Linked DNA regions of Homo sapiens: region 2 is linked to region 1. Evidence: chromatin loops called from intact Hi-C (ENCODE). Cell type or tissue: heart right ventricle. All regions are shown on one strand.

What was found. A loop is a pair of places that touch in the nucleus more often than their neighbours do. Peaks named below come from ENCODE experiments on the same cell type or tissue, not always from the same donor. Only the 100,000 strongest peaks of a DNase experiment are listed, where the experiment ranks them.
Region 2: it touches region 1 in a loop (3-fold over the local background); 30 of 110 quality-filtered maps call a loop at or near these places.

What each region holds. Positions count from the first base shown.
Region 1 is chr13:78,981,175-78,989,174 of GRCh38, forward strand. LOC105370273 (a long non-coding RNA gene) reads right to left here and starts at 2,357. Exons shown (of 5, transcript XR_942108.4): 1 at 2,173-2,357. In heart right ventricle, no CTCF peak of the experiment used is centred here; no DNase peak of the experiment used is centred here; H3K27me3 peaks cover 520 bases.
Region 2 is chr13:78,313,859-78,321,858 of GRCh38, forward strand. All of the region lies in intron 3 of OBI1-AS1 (OBI1 antisense RNA 1), which reads left to right. Among named protein-coding and RNA genes, the nearest start is that of OBI1-AS1, 260 kb to the left of the region's middle. In heart right ventricle, a CTCF peak has its summit at 3,372; no DNase peak of the experiment used is centred here.

The sequences.
Region 1 (8,000 bases):
AAGAATTGCAAACTGAAGTATTTAAAGGGAAGGAGTTTTCATCCCTACAATTCTTACATTATTTATAAAAATACATGATAAATGTTAATATTAGGATATGAGAATTATTTGTATTATTCTTGCAACTTTTCTACAAGTCTAACATTTTCAAAAAGTAAAAGAAAATAATCAGTAAAAACAGGATGACACTGCCACATCTTTTGGCTCATAATGAGTACCTGTTCCTTTGCCAAATAACAGGTAACTAATTTTTTATTTAAAAAGCAAGTTGTTTTAGTCTTATGCAGACTCAACTTGAAACACTGAAGACAGAATTGGGAAATCATGTCTTTTCAGAGTACCCTCTTTGCATATCCAGCTGTACATCAGTTCCTTTCCTGTTTGAGTCTCACATTTTCTCTTTTCTTTCCAGCACTTTATTCTTTTATTCAAAAATCTTTTATTGTGCCCCATTTGCAACCAGACCCTGTGAATTTCTGGGCATTCAAAGATAAGTCAGACTCAGCTCCCAGGCGAAAACATACATAGCTAATTCTAGGAGAGTATGTATGTTTCATAAGTGTAACAAAGGTAGAAAAACGGAGGGGGAAAAATAGGAGGAGTCTTGGCAAAGGAACAGAAGTATATTATGCAGGCAGAAGTTGGTGGGGAGATTGAAAACACTGGGGGGTAGCAGGTGGGCAGTTTATGGAGGGATCTCCCAGTGACCCACTATTGCTGGAGCACTGGGGCAGTGGTCAGGGATGCAACGGCAGAGGAGGTAGGCGCTATGTCAGAAACTGTTTGCCCAACTATAGAATTTGAATTCTGTTACTTGGTGATGGGAAACCGTGAAGGTTTTAAGCAAGACTGTGATGTGCTTAGGTTTATTAGAAGGTTCTATGCTGCTCAGCCTCCCTGTCTAGTTCTTTGATTTATTGACTGTTTCCTCACTAAATGACTGCTTTAGGTCAGATGCTGCACAAGTTTGAGGCACATATGACCAAAAGATGTGGTTTCTGTCTTTATACAACATTCTCATTCTGGGGTCTCTGTGGCTTTTTTGTTTGTTTCCTATTGTTTCTAACACTCAAAATTGGGCCACATTTAAAGACCACTGCAAGTTGTAGTTGGTCTGCCCTTTTATTTATTTGCGCCTCTTAACCTCTCCCTAGGACTCCTAAACTTGCTGTCTTTATTAAGCTACAAGAAGAACATACTTGGAACAAACTACTGTGCAGTATAAGGCAAACTTTGCCTTTCCTAGTCAACCCTAAAGTAGCTAATTTAAACTATACTCAAAGCTTTATGCTCAATTCTAGCAGGTAATATTGAAATTATAGAATTCCCTAAAATTCATCTTTTTAATTCATTTGCTTAACAATATTCCTGTCACCTTAACATTTATCAGATAAAATAATTTTATCATTTGTAGAATTCTAAAATGTGGCTAGCCATTATTTTCAATTATTTTTTCACAATATAGCATAAGCATTTATATTTCCTGCTTAGTATACTAATTAGGTTAGTAGCCTCTGGTTCTAAGTTCTGTAGTATTTTATTTCATAATGTTTGACAGCTATCTTGTATGGAATATAATTTTCACAGTATAAATTCACATATTAGCATTATTTTTTAAGGTATATTTTTATTATAAGGGTCAGCAAGGAGGAAATACTCATAATCAGGTACAGTCATGGACCACATAATGACGTTTTGGTCAATGAAGGACTACCTATCTGATAGTGGTACCATAAGATTACAATAGAGCAGGAAAATTCCTATCACTTAGTGACAGGAATATGAGTTGTCATAATGTTATAGTGCAATGCATTACCTTTTCTGTGTTTAGATATGTTTAGATTCACACATACGGTATTGAGCATAGTAACATGCTGTATAGGTTTGTAGCCCAGGAGCAATAGGCTATACCCTATAGCTTGGGGTGTAGTAGGCTATAACATCTAGGTTTGTTTAAGTCCACTGTATGATATGAGAACAATGAAATCACCTAACAATGCATTTCCCATAACATATCGCTGTCATTAAGCGACACATAACTATGGTTTTGATTTTCTCAAAAAAACATTATTTCACTCAACCAAAGCATGCACTGTGTATAAAACATTTAGTTAGGAGCTCTCAGAGGACACTGAAGAAAGAGAGAGAGAGGTAAGAAAAAAGGTGGCTTACCTAGGAAAATATATCTGGTAGAGAACTAATACAGGCTTCTCTAATAGATATTTCCATAAGTTTTGGACTGGAATTTGAATCTTCATGCTGGTGTAAGTTCAGCCAAGTTACTTAACCACTGTGAAGCTCCGTTCTTTGTGTATGAAATGGAGATCATAATGACACATCACTGCCTCTTGATCTTCTTCTATTCACCCCTAGGCTCAGAAAACAACAGAGATTTTAAAAGTTGAAGAAAAGGGAATACACTGTCCTTGCTGCAGCTCTGGCTTCTTGTGAGTGTGGCAGTCCATGGAATTTTCCTTCCCCTTTAATCCAAAACCCAGAAGCCTCTGGTCTTCTTGAAATGTCATTTAGAATTGTAGATATTCTAGCAATCACTTTAAAATAGGTTCTGCTAACATATCAGATTTCTGCCCCAATTGTCAGTGCATAAAATAATGACATTTATGTTATGACTAGTATTCCATGAAATTTTTAAATAAGCAATTGGTTTTAAAATCCAAGTTTTGGCTACATCACTTTCATCAGAGATGCTTTACTAGCAAACAGAAAAACTTTAAATTGTGCCTATTTGGATTTTTTTCTCCTCTCCTGTTACCTCATCTCGTGTAAATACTATTGAGCAGGGGATTGACTAAAGATTTGTCACCAGGAGGAAAAAGTTGGAGAAGGAACCGCACTGCCTCATGTGCTGGCTCCATGTTGGCAGATGGTAGGAACAGAACATCACCTTTCTTGCCGTGGTTGCAAGTCATTCCCGAAGCAATGAAGAGAGAGGGTCCTGTTGAGCTCTCTTCATGGGAGACACATGTATCCTGGGATCTTGTGCATGTCATGTTGGTGTTTGTGATACCCTGACATAGTGTGCATGGCATGCTACTGTATTATAGGTGAAATGGTGTGAGCCACTTTGGGACTGGTGCTACCCTTCCCATTCCAGTTAACTTGGCCATGGTCATTAACTACTTGTGGATATGGGCCTCTAAATTAGAGAAGAAAAGTCCAATCCCTAATTCAGGGCTTACTTAGTCACAGAGAAGAAATTGGTTTCAGTGGTCCAACCTCGAGTCAGACAACCAGCATGTGGTGTAGCCTCAGGACGCTGGCCCCTCTACTCTCCTTCCTTGCTGCGTGACCTTGGGACAGTTACCTAGCCTCCCTGAGCTTTAGCTTCCACACTTGTCAGTTGGGAATGACAAAACTTACTTTGTAATAGTGTTGAGTTTTAGTAATAATCTTTTATTGAGGACCTGGCAAATGTTGGCTCTTTAATAAATGCCACTTATAATCTTAAATAGTTTTAATGTTATATCAAATAGAACTATTTCTAGTCATGTATTTTAGCAATTTGGTTTTAAGCCATATAATAAATTAATGACTTTTTTCAATTTTAAATACAAACGGCACTATTGAGTCTATTAACATTTTAGAAAAATTTATTTTCAAGATAATTTCTTCACTGGCCTATAACAATAAAATGGAAACTGATGCTTTTTTTTTAGCTGTAAAGAACACCGCCAGAGCGGGTATTATGAAACATCAAAATGGCCAGAAAAAAATGGGCAAGTGAATTTTAAAGTCTGTTTTTTTCTCAAAGGTTTTTCTTTTCTCCAAAAGAAATATATATTTTGCATGTTTAGAGATTTAATTTCTTTCTGTACAGACATTTTAGGGATATACCATGTTAGGGGTATTCTGGTAATAGCAAATGACTGAGCCTCAGCTCCTACACTGGACAAGTTTTTAGATGAAATTATTTCATATTATATCATATCATGTCATATTTATATTATATTTTAATATGATGAGTTCCAGCAGAGTGTAGCCATACCTGAATGCAGAAGGATGAATTTAATGATCCCTTGATTTCTATTCCAATTGAATGGTTCTGTAATGGAGAATAAGGTATCAAGATACCATCATTTTTGGAGGCCATTCCCTGCTATAACAGGACAGAGTATCATGTGCTGATGGGAAAGGATAACTAGAATAAAACAATTGTCAAGCACTTTCATTTTTGCAATTGGTTAGCTGCGCAAATACTTCCATTTTTCAATGGATTGTTACTCCTTAATGATAATGAAAAATTTATCATTCTTTGTAGGCTATTTTTTTCCACTATTCAAATTATAATCATTAATTCCCATTCATTTAAATAAAAGAAACACAGGCACGTAACCTAGAAAAGAGACTCTCTTGAATTTGCTTTTCCTCCCTGGTGGAAATAGGGGTTTGGGCTGTCAGGTAGACTGAATCTTAGGGACTTAAACAAACGAGGATTTGGGAGGCCACCTCCAAAGGCAGGCTCTGAAACAGAGACTCAGGCCTTTTACGTTCTGCCAAAACTAGAGTCGTTCTCAAACTGTTTTAACTTGTGATTATTTTCTCTTGTTGCCTTTTCTTTGAAAATTAATTGTGGATGTGAAATGGCCATGTTTAAATAATTCATAAAAAATAAATCCAGAGGAAAGTGGCAAAGGTATAGAGAAACCTGGTGAAGTACAAAGCAGGGGTCGAGTTAGTTGTAGTTCTCTGAGAGGTTTTCTTACTCTGGAGTGCTTAATTAGGCCTGTCTGCCTGTTTGGCCCTAGGTTGGTTTTGTTCTTTCAAGAGAGCTGTTGACCTACTACTACATTAAAACACACTGAGCAGTAGCTTCTCATGGTTCATGAAAACATTTGTAAATACTGTTATTTTGGCATTGGAAAAAAAATCATCACCTTCTGACTGAGGGAAACTCATACATTTATAATTGTATTTTTTAATGTTATAGAATAGCCATTTAGCTCTATCAATTATGCAAACCAGTTAGACAACATTGTTTAATGTAAGCAACTAAATGCCTGGAAGATCCTTAACTATAAAAACAAGAGCTACTGCAAGTTTTGGAGATTCTTCCAATCAGACAATTAATTTAACTAACTCAGCAGAGCCTTTATAAGGTTTATAGCTCCTGGAACTATTGCTACGCTTCCAGAAGCATTTTAAATGTTACATCCTTAAAACTTCTAGATCAGTTAGTTTGTGATAGAAGGCGATCTTTAGGTCTAAAATTACTTTTTTTGTGCTGATAGAGGATTTCAGTAATAAGCTATTTTTTTTATAAAAAAGAACTAATTAGTAACTCATATCCTAGAGAAAGTGCATGAGATTGGTTAGACTTTCACCATCATGCTGCCTGAGAAGTTTTACTATGTTCTTCATAGCCCCTCCTCAAATGTAAGTGAGCAGCTAGAATAGTAAGAGCAAAGTGTTTCAATGGTGCTTTGAGGAGATGAGTTAGGTTTCCATCTTCTATTAAGTTTGCTGAACACTCCAGGATTTTAAAACCAAAGCTATTCAAATATGCACTGCTTCAATTATTCAATATGCCCACTTTAATTTCCCATAAAGAATACCATGGAGTTTCCTCTTTCACATAGTACTAAATATGTTTTCATCTAATATTCTGTTATTGAAAAGAGGTCTTCAAAATTAGTGTTCAAAAAAATCCATCTGGCTACTTAAATGCAATCATGTCTCTTTTTGTTTCCCCAAGTCTCTGATGAGGAGATGTTTGTCATTTAATTGCTACCAAGGATCACAGATGATGGTTTATAGGTTTAGGCAAATTGTGGGCAGCACTTTGTTAACAAACGGAAGAACACACTGGTACTTCATAATTATCCTATAGAGCTCAATTGGCCCTTAACGGCACCTGCCCGAACAGCATCCGGGAGCCTTGTTTCAACACAAAACCTCCTTCTTGTTAATTAACCTGTGTGCACTTGTTACAAATAAAAGCTATTTGTTTCCCGTTAATATATTTGCTGCTACTTTAAATATTCATTTATTATTATGCTTGTTAAGTGAAGGGTGGAGAAAAATAGTTTGGATTACTTCCATCAGTGTGCACTGAGCTTTAAGAGATCAACAAATAGACTTATATTAGTCAATTATGTTGCTATGTGCTTAGTAGACCCCCAAATTTGCTTAAGAAAAATGAGTATCTCTCAACCATGAAAGCAATACAAGGGGCAATTGAAAAGCAAGGCATCCATGACAGTAATCAGTGAATTTTCATTAAAGGAGAATTTTCTCTGCAATTCATGTGAAGCTTGATTTCATTTCTCAATCTGCCTCATGGCTGTTTTGTATGCAAGGGCATTAAGGACTGGACATATGCAAGTAGATGTGTCTTGACTTTCCCTTTGGTTGGTTTCAGCTGAATGAAAAGAAATCATTTGCTTGCTCTTTGTGACACTTTTAGCAAAAGTAACTTGAACATTATAAGGAAATTAAGGTATAGATACCATAATATGTCAGGATATGCTAAATGAAAAAGCAGTAGAAACAATAAATATGTATTTATTTAGCATATTTTATATAAAAGCTGGAATTAAAGTAGTGATTCTTGTAGAGATTAACAAAATTATCATTCAAAATTCTACATCCTTAAATTTTGCATTCTTACATTCTTCTTTTACATTCTTAAAGTTCTGGCTGTCTAAAATTGGTCTTACATATTTGTTATTCTTATTCAAAACTCACTTTGGAAATTTTTCTAAAATTTTCTCAAGGTGAGAAATAGCCTACTTTACAAATTATTTTCAAAGATAAAAAATTATTTTATACTAATGTCAGCAAGGACTTTTAATTTTTATTTGAATAAAATAGTAAAGAGATGTAGCTTTAAAATTTTTCCTTCAGAATATTTTTTCTATTTTTGTTGCATCAACAATCATGTGTATGTGACTTCAGTTAGGTTTGCTTAACTGCATATAGAGAATTCAAAATACACGTAAATATTGATGGGAGAACAATCCCACCACCACCAATTACTTTGATTCTTCTGTTTTAAAATTGGTCCAATAATGCATTTTAGAATAGGTCAATACTGCCTGCTACATAGAGTAATATGTGTAATTTGTTTCTATTCATCATGATCACATAGTTAAGAACAATATGCTTAAAATCTCAACTTGTCACTGTGAAGAATGATATGTAAAATTAGCGAAAGAATTTCTAGAATTTCTATATGGGCATAATATTTGTAAAAGATACATGTTCTTGCCTCCTGGTTTACCATGGACAATGTAATACCTTGGATGTATTATTCATTTGTATTAATTTGTTGGAACAGCACACCTGTACACTATATTGTGTATTTACCAACACAAAAGAGACTGTCTCTGTGCCTAGGCTGAAAAATTTCTCACTGTCCCCTGCAGCACCATTCAGAAAAGAAGTTATTAGAGAAGAAGAGCATGGTTTTCATTCATGCCTCACCAAATCACTTTTCTTTTGAATATTAATTCTTCATAAGCAGCACCAGAAAATATTTATTGAGTATCTGTATGTGAAAAGTATTGTGGAGTTGTTACAAGAAAAACTAATAACACACAATATCATTATACTATTTTAAATTCAACTATCACCCCTTAGGGACAGTTAGCATCGAGGGGCCCAAGGGGGAAACATGGGGGTACATCCTCCTGCCAATGTCCTCTGTGAACTTTGCCCATTAAAATATTTAAATGCATTATGCAACATCCTCAAAAAAAAAAAAAAAAAAAAAAACACCACTGCCCTGGGAATCAGGAACCCTCTCTCTGTTTCCCTTTTGAAAGTAACACACATCCTTGTGCCTCAGTTTATCCTTTTATTCTTTCTTACCTAGCATAACTGGAGAGCCAAGGGGAAAAAAAACCAAACAAACAAACAGATTATTTCACTTGAGTACTGGTGTATATTGGACTCACATAGAGATCCTTTAATCCTTTTAGAGCCCGAGGGCTATATTTAGCACTATAATTAGTATAAAATTATTAGCTCATATTAATTAT
Region 2 (8,000 bases), 670 kb before region 1:
TAGTGAAGTAACTAATTTTGTAGATAAGAAAAGGGAGCCCAGAGAGAGCCAGGAACTTGCTTAGCGCCATGTAAGTAGTGAAAGAAAAACCAGAACTGGACTTTTATATTCTGATTTCCCACCTAATGACCTAATTACTAAGGCACATCGTCTACTTTTAATCATAGATCAAATACCACATTTAATCACACTAACGGTAATACATTTGATCCATGAGTCAACTATCACTTACAATCCCAAGATTTTTTTCTCTAGACATTTTAGTAAAAAGCATAGGCTCTAGAGAAAAAAAAATTACTCAAATCCCACTTGTGCCATTTCCAAGCTGATACTGGAAAAAATATTAATTTCTCTTAGCATCGGTTTTCTCTTATGTAAATTGTGGATAATATATTTTACTTACATAATTATTCTAATAGCTATATAAGATAGTGTCTGTGAAACACACAACAGTTCCTAGTACGTGGTAGTATTCACTAGTATAGATGACTGGGGATTGGGGTAGTGATAGTAGCAATCATGGTAGTATTTATTTTTATTTGGCTTGTATTTAGAGCTTTCTTCCTTCACCAACCAACAATAATACTTTAAAACAAATTTATCATTTTCATTTTGCATTTCTTTCTTATCTTACAAGATTAGGAGTATCTTGGATTTTTCATTATCCGCTTGACCATTTGGTTTTGCTTACAAAATTAGTCTCCCATATTTGTGGGTTCTGTATCATATTCAACCAGCCATGAATCAAAATATTAAAGAATAATAATAAAACAAAAAGATCCATATAAAAATACAGTATAATAACTACTTCCATCACGTTTACATTGTGTTTGGTATTACAAGTAATCTAGAGATGATTTAAAGTATGTGGGAGGCTATGCATAGGTTATATGCAAATACTGTGCCATTTTATATAAGGGACTTGAGCATCCTCAGATTTTGGTATCCACCAGGGATTCTGGAACCTATTCCCTATGCATACTGAGGAACAACTCTATAGCAATTTTGATACTTCTACAATTCTGAATTTTTAAAACATATATGTAAATATAAATGGATAGTACCAATAATGTGCAGAATGAAAATTATCACTCAAGTTGCCCTCACTAATAGAGTGATCAGTTTTTCTTAGACTGTCCCTATTTACTCCAGTTGCCCTGATGTAATTGCTGATCAAACTCCTTTCACCCTCAAAATGACACAGTTTCTAACAATGACAGATCCTCCTAAATATTTCATTTCTTGCTAGGGGGTCCAGAGTTGCTGACTTGATGAAGCTATAACTATAGTTTTAGTGACAATGTTTTTTAACTGCAGTTTGTTTTATAATTTTACATTTATTGATTACTTGATATGAAGGAAAGCATTCGAATAATAACAAACATCCCTTTCCTAGCAAATCACAGTGAATCCATGAATATTTAAAGTTAGAAACCATGTAAATTAAGGGACTACACAAGGATTCTTCCAAATTCAAGGGAATTCACTGGCAAGGACAGAGTTTATAAAACATGAATTGTACACAGCTTCTTAGATTCAAACCTATTAAGTAAATTAAGATGCACTTCAGTAGGGTTCTGGAACATTCAGCTCCCTGGCTTTGGGTGTGAATGTTTGCTCTGCCCCTTATTAGTTACTGTGTTTGGGGCAAGTTGGGCTTTACTTACTTTTTTTTTTCTTTTTCTTTTTTTTTTTTTTTTTTGTTTGAGATGAAGTCTCACTCTGTCACCCAGGCTGGAGTGCTGTGTCGCGATCTCAGCTCACTGCAACCTCCGCCTTCCAGATTCAAGCGATTCCGTTTCCTCAGCCTCCCTAGTAGCTGGGATTACAGGCGTGCACCACTACGCCTAGCTAATTTTTGTATTTTCAGTAGAGATGGGGTTTCACCATGTTGGCGAGGCTGGTCTCGAAGGCCTTAGCCTCCCAAAGTGCTGGGATTACAGGTGTGGGATTACAGCCACTATGCCCGGCTAGTATTTTTTTAAAAAGTTTATCTACGAATGTAAACAAAAGGAGAAAGTAGGCAATAAATCATCTGAATGAATACAAAATTGCTGATTTACGTATTTTCAACTTTCCAAAGTTCTGTTCTTTTACTTTTAATATGCCATTCCTGCTTAGGTCTGCAACTGACTTAATCTATGTAGATACAAATTAATCTAAAATTTCATATACATAAATTGTATTTAAACATATATGTGTGTTTGTGTGTATGTGTCTACACATATTTGTATGTATAAGTGTATAGACATATATCATCAGACATATTCAAAGTTTCTATCAAGAGTTCTCAAATATCCCTACTTAGCTATCTAGATAGCTGTTATGTTTCAAGTATTCCTAAATTGTATTTAGACAACTGATAATACCATATCTATAATATAAATAAATATATTTATTTATATTCCTCATATATATGTATATATATGAGGAATTATATATAGAAATAAGGTTGGAACAAGATGGATCAGGCACCATCTGTGGGTGATGCTTCTGATACCCCAGTTGTCCTTTGGCCTTTGGCCTTCCAACTTAGGACACTTATGTGTTCCTTTCTCAACAGACTAGTTAAGGATTTAATGTTTAATGTTTAATATACTAATTAATGTTTTGCATTACAATCCAATTCCATAATTTAATTGTCAGGATATTTTAAAATTTATTTTTAAGCTACTTTATTAGAATATAAATATTCTAATAAATCCAACTATTATGTTTTTATTTAAATTTTTTTCTCTAAATCTGTATTATACAACCCTTACAAAGACAGCTGCAGTATTAGAATAAAATATACTTTTTACATAAAAGAATATAAATATCCTTCTTTAACATGATGATGTAAAATTATATATTTGGATACTTGGATTCACGCTGTTCTCTCTTTCTCTAGTAGTCATTGAAATGTATTGCCATTTATTTCATCAGATAAAAGCAGAAAAAATTCAACTTTTAAATCTAAATAAGTTTCTGTCTGATTTTATTTCAGAGAATTATAAGCCGAATTATCCACTGAGATGTTAAGTAACAATTAAAATAACATCTCTAAATAAATGATGTAGAACAAATATTTTAGATCTAGAGGTTAGGTCAGTTACTTAAAAAGCAGAGAGCGTATGCTATGTTGAACAGTGCAATACAAAGAATATTAGTGAATTCAGAAGGACATTATCTATGTGTTAATAACACTCTATATTTATATGTCCACTCCTCTGGGTTTACATGTTTCAGTTTGATTCACTCTGTTTCTCATTTTCTTTCTTGGATCTCCCAAGGATGAATTCTGTAGCAATGCTCCCAGCACAATGCATCATGGTATCCATTCATCTAGCACTTTCCTAGAGTGCATTCCCTAACAATGAACACAAAGTGTCACTGTGACTACATGCTAATAGTCTAAAACTCCAAAAAACTTTGCCCAAATTTGGAATTCATTTACTTGCAAATGGGTGTTCTATTTGAAACTTCTGTGATTCATTTTCTTTAATTTAATTTGGACATGATTTGACTTTTTATTATTCTTATGTTTATTTCCTGGTCATTCATATACTCTAAGGTGGTGCTTATTTATTTTTTTTTTTTTTTTACTTTTGATGACACCAGAAAGACAAAAAGCAAAAGAACATAGGTTCTAAACACTTTAGTTTTCATGTCTGATGACATGTGAATTAATGTGCATTAAAGACAGAAACTAGTCTGGGGTTGATAATGACCTCACTGCACACATTTCGGGACCACAACACACCACATGCTATCATTGCGCTAGAAAAAGATCTTCTGCTCAGAACAGAATAAGAATGCAAATTCTTAAATACATACAAAAGGCAAATGCCTATATCCAGTGACAACGGAATCCTTGAAAACCTATCATCTTTCTCTGTCCTTAAAACACTGTTCTATATAAAATATCTGCTTGCAAGCAGCATCTGCTTCTGAATGTATTTTCCAGTAGTGTTTAAAACATTTGTTTTTGCTTTATTTTTTCTCTATTTTAATATTAATTTTCTCCATGATTTGGATATGTAAATTTCTAAAGTAAATTATCTCCAAATAGTTGGTATCATTTCAGACCCACAAGCAAGTATTCTCTTCCGAAACTTACTACAGGTGTCCAGCTCATTGAACCAATTATTTTGACCATGGATTAGTGTTTTCTGAAAAACATAAAGGCTAATTATAATATCTGTATTTATGTAGAAAAACTACAAAGAAAACACTGGGGCTTATATTTTAAGCTACTTTATGTGCTGTAACACAAGCCATGCTTGAAGCAATATTTAAACCTGTTCTTGCCTTATTTCTTCATTTATTTATCTGTGACAGTTTTCTTTATACCAATCCCTTTAGACAGTTTTCTCCAGCCTATCACTATCATTTTCTAAATTTATTATTTCCTATGATTGTTTTAATACAGTGTTTTATGGATTCCTATTGAGGTATTAGGTAACAGAAGATATGATCATGTGTTTAATTCATCTTCATCTGCTAGTCAGCATGTGATTTTGTAGAAAAGATACTAATTAATAAACATCTGATGAGACCTCCCCCATCTCTACCTTTGTACCTGTGGGTAAACTATTTAACCTTGACTTATTTATTTTTTGAAAAAATGTTCATCTGCAAGGAACAGTGTAAAAATTAGTGACAACAATAAACCTGTTTTAAAAAGTAACAGTTATTACCACCAAATGTTAAATGCTAAAATATCATTTGTAATGAAATAAGCAGGTAATTTTCAGCATAGCATGTCAGAGAAGCTCTTTTTCTTTCCTATGAATAGTTTAAAATATATACCTGGAGCTTAGTTTGACTTTTCAGGAACCATGTGTGATTTTTTTAGAATGTACTTAAATTTTCAGAGGATTTATAGAAACTCAGTGGCTACTGTTTTAGGTGTGAATTTCTGATGTCTGGGTATATGGTAAATAGAATGTCATAAGAATTTAGATACCTTATTTGGAAGACTGGAATTTTGATTTTTGAGAAGGATGATATATAACTTCATTCCTTTATTCTATAAATATTCATTAACTATTTTTATGTACAAATGTTGTGCTAAGGCCTACAAGCACAAAAACTCAACTTAAGTGCTCTCATAAGCTTATAGATCTGCAAGAAGAAACAAATACATAAGAAAACGCTATAGGTACTGTTGCAGAATCTACAGTAGGACGGTGGGGATATGAGTGTGTGGTTGCCTCCAACATAGCGTAAATGCTTCCTCAGATTCTCTCAACCTCATTTATCTCCTAGACCTTGGACAGTTGCCCAACATAGCTGACATCAAGGTCACAGACTATCTGTGGGTTTATAGATCCTGGTGACAGATAGTTTACTGCAAGCCTGGTCCACAGGCTTTGGCTCTTCCAAACAATTTTGGACTAGACAAAGCCCCACACCACTTCCAAAGGGGGCCAAGTGATACAACAATAAAACTCAGGGAAGTAGACAGCTCATGAGGCAAACAGACCAATGGGAGACAGGCCTAGAATAATACACTAGATAAATTCCTTGTAGAGGACTGTTCTGAGTGGTGGCTTTTCCACGCATCCTGTCTGGAAACCTCCTGAAGCATTGTCTGGCCAGCACCATAACACATCACCTTGCATTTGCTTCCATCCCTCTCTGATTCATTTCCTTTTCCCTCACCTTTGCCTAGAAATGTCATTTCCCTATAAAGGATTGGCAATGTAGTCTTGCCTCACTCTCTGCTATTTAGGATAGGCTAAAACAGTGGTTAATTTGATTTGCATGGGTAAGGACAGGGGTAGATTAGGAGGTGGAAGGTATTGATCAACAAAGATTGCAAAAGGATGTGAAGGCTACTTAAAATATGCAAAGAACTTTTTTAAATACTTATCTAAGCTCTCAGAAGTCTTTTACCCATTATAAGTTACAACTTTGATCAGGAGAGACAGAAAAATCTAAAAGTGAGAAAATAGTTTAAGTCCATTAGTTTATCACCCCAGAGATACTACTACTCCACCCTGAGCTTAATTACATGTAACATTTTCCCCTGGAAGCATATTCAGTGATCTCCAATCCTTTCACCATATGACTTATTACATTTTGAGAGTATTATCAATGTCTATCTTTCATCAAATTCTGCAACTTAATTTTTAATCTGGGTTTTGCGCTAGCCCAGCATTCAGAGACTACTAACACAGTTTAATAATTGTGGAAATACAACACATAAATTTACAAAAATGTCTATATTTCTGACCCTTCTGGCCCTTCAACTTCAAGCTTTACCTCTTCTAATATATTCTAAATACTGCTGACCAATGAGTTTTCCAATCTCCTCATCTGACTTCTCTCATTTTCTTCAAAATTTTCCCTAAACTTCTTGCTCTTTATAGTAAATACAAATCATTCACATGAAGTTTGAAGTTTCTTTCCCGCACCCTTCCTTGTATGTTTCAAGTATTATGTCTGTTTGCATTGCTTCAGTGCCCTATTGATTCTGGAGCCAGCTCGCTGTTTTATGCTATTAAGGCATTTCCTTCACTTCAGTCAACAACCCATCCTTCCTTAAGCAGTAAGACACAACAAGAACGAAAGTACTTTCACCCCTTTATAAGCTTCCCTACATCAAAACCAGCACAAATAAAATGTCTAGTTCCCCAAAGGGAACATGGCAATTGCCTCACCTCCAACATTCTTTTAAGAATACACCCATTCCACATGAGAGAAATGTGTTTGGCTCCAAACCGGAATTCAGAGTCTGTACTGGTGAAGTACAAAGTTGTCCTATTTCTGGACAAAATAAATTCATTGATCAAAGCAGCAATTCACTCTGTTCTTCCAAATATGGTTCTCGTTTCCATTTAGAGTAGCCATAACATTTATTATTTTATTGTAAAATGTTATTACTTTTCATTCTTAAACATGTAAGCCAGTATACTTTTGAGAATAAAACAAGCTACAGGTAGTAGGTATAAACCAGAACTGTTTCAGACAACTAGGGATGAGCAATGTTATGAGTCTTCATTTTAAATGATGGAGATCAAGGAATTACTCCTTGAAATCTTTGTAGTTTTCAGACGCTTGGTCAAGGTTACTAGTTTTAAGGATTTCAGATGAAAAAATAAATGAAGACATGCAAATGAAACCTGAACATAGTGCTAAAGAGTGAAGACACTGTTTTTATTGCATCCTGGCTCTGCTTGCTATGTGAGCTTGGGCAAGTCGTTTAATCTCTCTGTATCTCAGTTTTCTGTAAAGTGGGACTAAATATGGTGTCTGTCTCATAGTGCTGTGGGGGTTAAATGAGTTAAGCACTTAAAACAATTTCTTGCATATAGCACTATGTAAGAGCTAGCTACTACCATTACTAATAGAGCTAGTTCTTATACAGTGCTATATATAACAGTTCCTTGCATATTCCACTATATAAGAGCTAGCTCTACTAGTAATGGTAGTGAATATGCAAGGAATTGTTATATATAGCACTATATAAGAGCTAGCTTATATACTAACTCTATATTGCTGGCTACTACTATCATTTACATGCAAGGAATAGGCAAGGAATTGTTATATATAGCACTATGTAAGAGCTAGCTGCTACAATTATCTATGCAATATAATTCCTTGAATATCCCTAGCTGCTAGTAATAGTACTGGTAGAGGTAGCAGCAGTATTACCTGGCTTGAGGAGAGCACAGAAAAGGGGCCCTGCCAATGGTTCTGGATACTCAGATTTCCATGACAGTGGCTGATAAACTAAATGGCAAACCTCACATGACTTTCTACTTTTGCATATGACATAAGGAATATCAAAGATTAACATATGAGCTCCTTCTGATATTTACATAAAAAAATGAAGAATGCAAAGGAGTTTGTGGGCTGGACAGAGGCTTGCTTTATTCCACTCTTAACTTTTGTCAGAGTAGGAAATGGAAATTATCCAGGTGTTTTCTTGCATTGCATTTATGGGGTGTTTCAGAAAATAGTGTGAACAAAGAAAGAGAAACTGTGGACTTGAGAGAAGAAAAACAGAAGCC